Regions from separate parts of the Homo sapiens genome. Here region 2 is linked to region 1. Evidence: read pairs that join two places in POLR2A ChIA-PET (ENCODE). Cell type or tissue: Caco-2. All regions are shown on one strand.

What was found. Peaks named below come from ENCODE experiments on the same cell type or tissue, not always from the same donor. Only the 100,000 strongest peaks of a DNase experiment are listed, where the experiment ranks them.
Region 2: POLR2A ChIA-PET joins it to region 1 with 8 read pairs; 4 of 35 experiments call an interaction of 5 or more read pairs at or near these places.

The regions. Positions count from the first base shown.
Region 1 is chr11:71,232,976-71,236,975 of GRCh38, forward strand. All of the region lies in intron 1 of SHANK2 (SH3 and multiple ankyrin repeat domains 2), which reads right to left. Among named protein-coding and RNA genes, the nearest start is that of SHANK2, 18 kb to the right of the region's middle. In Caco-2, no CTCF peak of the experiment used is centred here; no DNase peak of the experiment used is centred here.
Region 2 is chr11:71,177,920-71,181,919 of GRCh38, forward strand. The region is part of intron 2 of SHANK2 (SH3 and multiple ankyrin repeat domains 2); the gene reads right to left. Among named protein-coding and RNA genes, the nearest start is that of SHANK2, 73 kb to the right of the region's middle. In Caco-2, no CTCF peak of the experiment used is centred here; a DNase peak (open chromatin) is centred at 2,132.

The DNA.
Region 1 (4,000 bases):
CTCCTAGGCATACAACTAAAAATAATAAAACATACATCCACACAAAAACATGTAGGCCAGCCACAGTGACTCACACCTGTAATCCCAGCACTTTGGGGGGCCGAGGTGGGAGGGTGGCTTGAGCCCATAAGTGTGAGGCCAGCCTGCAGGTACAGGAGACCCCATCTCTACCAAAAAAAAAAAGTGTATATGAATGTTCACGGCAGCATACCTCATAACAGCCCAAAAGTGGAGGTAACCCCAACATCCCTAAGCTGAGGAATGCATAAACATCTTGTGGTCCAGCCTTAAAATGGAACGTGATTCAGCCATCAAAAAGAATAAAGGCCTGACCCAGGCTACAACACGGATGAACCTCGGTAACACGATGCTAAGTGAAAGAAGCCAGTCACAAAGGATCCCATTTTGCACGATTCCATTTACGTAAGATGCTCAGAATGGGCAAACTCACCAAGACGGGAGACAGATTAGTCGTTGCCAGGGGCTGGGAAGAGGAGGGAAGATCAGAGTGGGGAGCAATGCTGATGGTTTTGGCGTCTTTATTGGGGGAATAAACATGTTCCTAAATCGACTCCGATGGTTGCACAATCTCCCTAATTTACTAAAAAACACGGCACTGCAGGTTTTCAAAGGGTGAATCACAATGTTATGTAAATTATATCTCAACAAATTCTCTAAGAAATCCGCAACTGGGTTCTAGGAAATTTTAACGGCATCTGTTAAAGGGGGATGCTCCTTCCCCCAGTAGCGAATAACTGAATTACTGAACTATTTAAAATGTTGGCCTGCAGGCCAGACACAGTGGGTCATGCCTGTAATCCCAGCACTTTGGGAGGCTGAGGCGGGAGGATCACTTGAGGTCAGCAGTTAGAGACCAGCCTGACCAACATGCAAAACACCATCTCTACTAAAAGTACAAAAATTAACTGGGCGTGGTGGTGCACGTCTGTAATCCCAGCTTCTCGGGAGGCTGAGGCAGGAAAATTGCTTGAACCCGGGAGGCAGAGGCTGCAGTGAACCAAGATCATGCCACTGTACTCCAGCCTGAGCAACAGAGCAAGACTCGTCTCAAAGATAAATAAATAAATAGAGCCGGGAGTGGTGGCTCATGCCTGTAATCCCAGCACTTTCAGAGGCCGAGGTAGGCGGATCATGAGGTCAGGGATTTGAGACCAGCCTGGCCAACATAGTGAAACTCCCTCTCTACTAAAAAAAAAAAAAAAAAAAAAAAAAAATATCAGCTGGGTGTGGTGGTGCGTGCCTGTAATCCCAGCTACTCAGAAGGCTGAGGCAGGAGAATTGCTTGAACCTGGGAGGCGGAGGCTGCAGTGAGCCAAGACCATGCCATTGCACTCCAGCCTGGGCAACAGAGCAAGACTCATCTCAAAAATAAATAAATAAATAAATAAATAAATAAATAAATAAATAACAACAAAATGTTAGCCTGCAGATGCACCTCTATTTTTGGAGGTGCTCATCACTCTTACAGAGGTGGAAACCATCATTGTGAGGAGTTCTGAAACAGCTCTGGGACCCACAGGAAATGCCCCCCGCCCCAGACTGGTCCTCCACGTGCTGGACTCCGAGTCGGGGGGCCTGTCTGTAGGCAGCCAGACCCAGCCTGCCCGAGCCTCGGTCCCCTTTTCTGGAAGGTGCCACAAAGCAGGGGCCTGGTCTCTGGAGCAGCCCACCTTGCCTGACCCCAGCCCCTTCCATGCCTTCCCCACTGCCCGCATTCGAGCTAAGTCTGCGTCCTCTTCTGTCAAGGAGGGATGAGTGACCACACTCATTCCAGAGTCCCGGGCACTGGAGGAGCATGGCCGGGTGGTCCTGCTGCCCCACAGGCACCCCATGAACGGAGGGAGGAAATGTCACACCCTCCCCCTCTAATATTCGAAACATGTATACAAATGTTCACAACAGCACATTTTACAACAGCCAAAACCCAGAAAGAACAAAACACCCACCCACACACAATGGAGACACGAAACATGAGCTACCGTACAACGGAGTATCTCCAGCCATAAAAAGGAAGGAGGCACTGATCCACGCTACAACACGAATCATCCTCTGTGGGATAAGAAATACACTGGGCTTTGTCCCCAGTTCCCAGCACAGAGATCCTAATACCCTTAGAATTTCCTGAGTAGCAGAAGTGAGTCCCTTTTGACCCCACTGGAGCTTATGCTAATGAGGTGACTTAGGGTGGGGGGCCCCAGTCTCAGACTGGGACTGGTCACCAGGAACACAGGTGTCTAAGAAGGTGGGAACTTCTGGCCCCACTAGCTGAGCTCCGGAAGGTACCGGAGATTAAGCTCTATAAAAACTCTTGCACAGGACGGGCACGGTGGCTCACACCTGTAATCCCAGCACTTTGGGAGGCCGAGGCAGGTGGATCACCTGAGGTCAGGAATTTGAGACCAGCCTGGCCAACATGGTGAAACCCTGTCTCTACTAAAAATACAAAAATTAGCCAGGCATGGTGACATGCACCTGTAATCCCAGCTACTCGGGAGGCTGAGGCAGGAAAATCACTTGAACCCAGGAGGCAGAGGTTGCAGTGAGCCAAGACCATCCAATGCACTCCAGCCTGGGCAACAAGAGTGAAACTCTCTCTCGGGGAAAAAAAAAAAAACGTTAACTTTATGTTACCTGTATTTTACCTCCATAAAGGAACTAAAAAGAACCTCTCATTCTCGACGGCTCACAAGGGTTCAGGATCCACTTCATGGAGCAAGGGGAAAACACTGAAGGCAAAAGGCCACCATGTACAGGCATGCAGCAGGGACAGAAGAGCCTCCGATCTTCAGTTTTTGTCAGAAGCCACCTCCTGAGGTCTATGTGACACAGCCTGTGGGGAGTGGCTGCCGTGACGATGGGCACACACTCTCTCACATGTGTGTGTACACCATCTCCCATCCTGCCGGCTGCCTTTGCTGAAGTCTGTGCCAGAAGCAATGTGACTTTATCAGATGCACCCATTCTCCTGCTGAGAAAACTGAGGCCAGACCAGCAGGTGCTGGCGGCAGAGCCAGGACCAGGAGGAAGCCAGGCTGGCCATTCCGTTCTTCCTGCTCAGCCTCCTCCGCCCCCTCCATGGACACTGTTTGTTTCAAAGGCAGGACCGGACTGAGGGTGATGTTGCTCGGGACCCGTCTCACCATCCATAGAACACTCCTCATTCTCCACATCCCCAGCTCAATGGCCAGAGAAGGCAACGGGGCAGACTGAAATTAGCTTATCAACACACACCATGCAAAATTATTCAGGAACAAAATTTAAAAATGCATTATGCCTCCTGGTTGAACCACAAAATGCTGTGACCAGTAAAAGCATCAAAACCCAACATGAGGGCGGGCGTGGTGGCTCATGCCTGTAATCCCAGCACTTTGGGAGGCTGAGAAGGCTGGCAGATCACTTAAAGTCAGGAGTTCTAGACCAGCCTGGCCAACATGGTGAAACCCCATCTCTACCAAAAATATAAAAATTAGCCATGTGTGGTGGCATGCACCTATAGTCCCTGCTGCTCCAGAGACTGAGGCAGGAGAATTGCCTGAACCTGGGAGGTGGAGGTTGCAGTGAGCCGAGATCACGCTCAGCTTGAGCCTGGTTCCAGTAGGCAACTTACAGAACCATGACCTAAATAAATCAGGGTCAGCAAGAGACCGCCTATGGGCCAATTCTAGCCCAGGCCTGTTTTTATAAGTAAAGTTTTACTGGAATACAGCTGTGTCCATTCCCTCATGTATTGCCTTTGACTGCTTTTTTGGAGACAAACTGTACAGCACATAAGCACAACATTTTTACTCCAGCCTGGTTGATAGAGCGAGACTCTTGTCTCAAAACAAACTTACTTTAGCTTGGGTGACACAGTGAGACTCCATCTCAAAACAAACAAATAAACAAAACCCAATGTGGCACCTATGAGGTCTTTCTGTGCCCAGAGGGCAACACTGCAGGCAGCGGCCGGGAGGGACTTGGCGCAGGTGGGACTGCGCTG
Region 2 (4,000 bases), 55 kb before region 1:
TGGAAAATGACACATTTGGTGAGTATGTAGAGAAACTGGAACCCTCATGCACTGCTAGTAGAAATGTAAATGGCGTGGCCACTATGGAAAATAGGATAGCACTTTTCCAGAAGTTTAAATAGAGAGTAACATCTGATCCAGCAATTCCACTCCTAGTTATAAATCCAAAAGAAGAGAGCGTAGGGACTTAAACAGAGCTTTGTACATGAATGTTCACAGCAACAGTATTCACAAGCACCAAAATGTGGAAACAACCCTTTCACCTGTCCATCAACTGATGAATGAATAAATAGAATGTGGTCTATTCATACAGTGGAATAAAACTCAGTCTTAAAAAGGAAGGAAATTCTGACTCATGCTACAACATGCACAAGCTTTGAAAACATTATGCTAAATAAGCCAGACACAGTAGGAGACATCTTATATGATTCTACTTATATGAGGTACCTAGAATAGCCAAATTCGTAAAGCCAGAAAGTAGACTGGTGGTTACCAGAGGCCAGAAAGAGACGGGAGAGGAACTATTGTTTAATGGGCACAGAGATTTTGTGAAAAATGACAAAAGAAAGTTTTGGGTATAGACAGAGTGGTGGTTACACAATGTTGTGAATGTATTTAATACCACTGAGTCGTACACTCCTGAATGGTTAAGATGATAGATATTATGCTATGCACATTTTACAACAATTTAAAAAGTCTTTAAAAAGAACTATGCTTTAAAAATAAAGACAAATACAAATAAAAAGTAACTGGATACAAAAAAGCATACTTAGTATTAATTTGGCCAGGCGCGGTGACTCACACCTGTAATCCCAGCACTTTGGGAGGCTGAGGCAGGTGGATCACTTGAGCCCAGGAGTTCAAGACCAGCCTGGCCAACACGGTGAAACACTGTCTCTACTAAAAATACAAAAATTATTGGGAGTGGTGGTGCACGCCTGTAATCCCAGCTACTCAGCAGGCTGAGGCATGAGAGTCACTTGAATCTGGGAGGCAGGGGTTGCAGTGAGCTGAGGTTGCACCACTGCACTCCAGCCTGGGTGACAGAATGAGACTTCGTCTGAAGTGAATGAATGAATGAATAAAATAAATAAAAGAATAAGTTAATATTAATCAAAAGAAAATTGGAGGATTATATTTTTTTCCAGAAAGCTGGATAAAAGGAAACATCTCAATGCCTTCTGTGAGGCCAATATTACCCCGATACGAAAAAGAAAACACAGACCAACATTCTTCATGAACACAGATGCAAAAAGTCAAAATAAAACAACAAATCAAATCCAACAATATGTAAAAAGGATATTTCATAACCAAGTGTGATTTTGATCAGGAACTGATCAAATTTAACATTTGGTTCAACATTTGAAATTAACTGTTGATTTAACATTTGAAAATCAAAGCATACTAACAAACCATATTAACAAACAAAAGCTAAAAACCCTATGAGTAGCTCAATAGTTGCAGAAAAAGCATTTCATAAAATCTAACACAGATTCAGGATAAAATCCCTCAGCAAAGCAGAACTGGAAGGGAGTCTTCTCAGCCTGAGAAAAGGCATCTCTGAAAAACCCACAGTGTCCACCGTATTTACATGGGAAGACTGAGAACTTCCTCCCTAAGATCCTTGATCTTACAAGGCTGAGGCGTCCACTTTCACACTTCTCCTCAGCAAGACAAGAAAAATACATAAAATGCATCCAGAGTGAGATGGAAGAAATAAAACCATCCTTGTTTGCAGAAGACATGATTGTCCCCATAGAAAATCCATTGGAATCCTTGAAAAAACTACTAGAACAAGTGATTTTTAGCAAGACTGAAGAAGGCAACAGGAATATACAGCAATCAATTATATTTCTATATAATTGCAATGAATGATTGGAAGTTGAAATGTCAAAACAACTCTATTTACAAACGCCAACAGAAAATAAGACATGCTTAGGAGAAAATCTTGGCGAAAGATGTGAAAGATTTACACACTGAAAACAACAAAACACTGCTGCAAGAAACTACAGATGACTCGATAACCGAGGTGCCACCTTGCAATGTGAGTCTCAAAGTCCACCTTCATGCAAACCTCTGCTGGCCAATTAAGGTTACAGGACTTCCAGGCACAGGACATCCCGGGAGCTGACAACCAGTGTTCACGCTGTAACCTGCCTGCCACTTGGGAATGACAAGCATCTTGCTGAATTTCCCGGGGACAAATGTCATTATCTTCACTTTGCACTTGCAGAAAAACATGACTCAGAAGCAAATAGCTCTGGGCATCCTTATTCCAGGTGTACTCACAATTACATCTAACTCCAGATGTGCCGACCAACACCTTGTTATTTATCAGAACAAACCACGGGGCACAGAATATGTGCTTTTCTTTGAATGGAGTCTACCTGCTGGCATTCTTTATCAAGAGGTACAGGATAGAAGGAAAGAGAACAGAGGAAGTGGTTTCCAAAGAAAAATGTGGAGGAGGTGACAAGCTTTGTTAATTTATGGTCTGGGCAGTTAAAACAGCTTTTCCTACCAGGGTAGGAGCAGAGGGAAAGCAAGAAAACACGAAGTTCCTTACCCTGTGCCCATCTAACAGCGCTTTGTACAAGAAGTCGACAGTGAAAGTCTAGGTTGCAAAGAAAAAAAGAAAAAAAACCCCACACACAAAGTTCAGTTTCTAATGAAAATACATACAGGCTTCTAGAAAACATCTACAGATGGCATTTTTTTGGCGGGGGCGGCGGGAATGGCATGTTTGAACAAACCTGTCAATCCACGTAAGCCACACTACACTAGGCCACACACCAATGTGGATCAAATGAATTTCAGCTCAGGAACTTACACTTTTAGGAAGTGCTGAAGCTACAACCCAAGAAGGACGGAATTTTTACCAGCCACCACTCTTACATATACCACTGGAGAGGAAGCAAAAATTCAGGGGCAAGGTCAGACCATCGGACAGTCCCTCCCCTCCACCAACGCCCACGAGGCACAGCCCCGTCCGGCTGTCTAGTGTATTTCTGGCCATAAAGCAACCTTCCACTTCCATGTGGCAAATCAGCCTTACCTCTGCTTGAAATCACACACAAAAAACAGCAGCGAAGGGATTTCATTTTTAATGCATATAAACACAAGGACAAACAGGAAAGGAGAAGCTGGGAAAGAAACCAGAGATGGCGGAAGATCCTTGAGTGCAACTGCTGACGAGGGGAGGTCTGGAGAAGCCGACCAGCTTGCAGCACAGAAGTGCAAGAAGGCCCAGGAACGGAATTGCAGGTTCCTCCCGCTGAGCTGAAGGCAGGAAGCCTGGTTCAAAGTTTGTTAATAAGGTAGCACTTGGATCCCCTCAACACAGCCAGCTCCTCTTTCTCCACTACATCACTCTCATGTGCAAAGAAGCCACTGGGTAACAAGTGGCACATGGCCTTTAAGAATGGCAATGACAGCTGGGCACGGTGACATGTGCCTGCAGACCCAGCTGCTTGGGAGGGAGGGCTAGACAGGAGGATCGCCGGAGCCCAGGAGTTCAGGGCCAATTTGGGCAACATAATGAGGCTCTAAAAGCAAACAAACAAACAAAAAAGGCAATGGTCATATGACAATTCAGGATCTCAGAAGAATGAAGCCAAGGTCAGAATCTCATCTTGACAACCCCAGTGTCAAAGAAAACCAATCGGAGTGGCCACCAGCAAGAGGAAAGGGCAGGTGCTGAAAAGAAGCAGCAGAAGCCTCCAAGCAAGGCGCCCGCTCATGGTGAAGCACTGCAATACCCTACATCCAAGGCAACCGTGACACCGCATGCATAACGGAACCAGGACAACAAAGAGCCGCAGGTGTGGGGACGTGCCCAGGAATCCTCAATCCTGGACGCCGTCAGAGCCACCTGTGGAGCAATAAGATGTTCAGGTTCCCAGCCCCCCCTCCCCCGCCAACCCAGATCTACTGAATCCGAATCTCCAGGGGAACAAGTGGGAAGAAGAATTTGTATTTTAGCAAGAAACCTACGATTCCA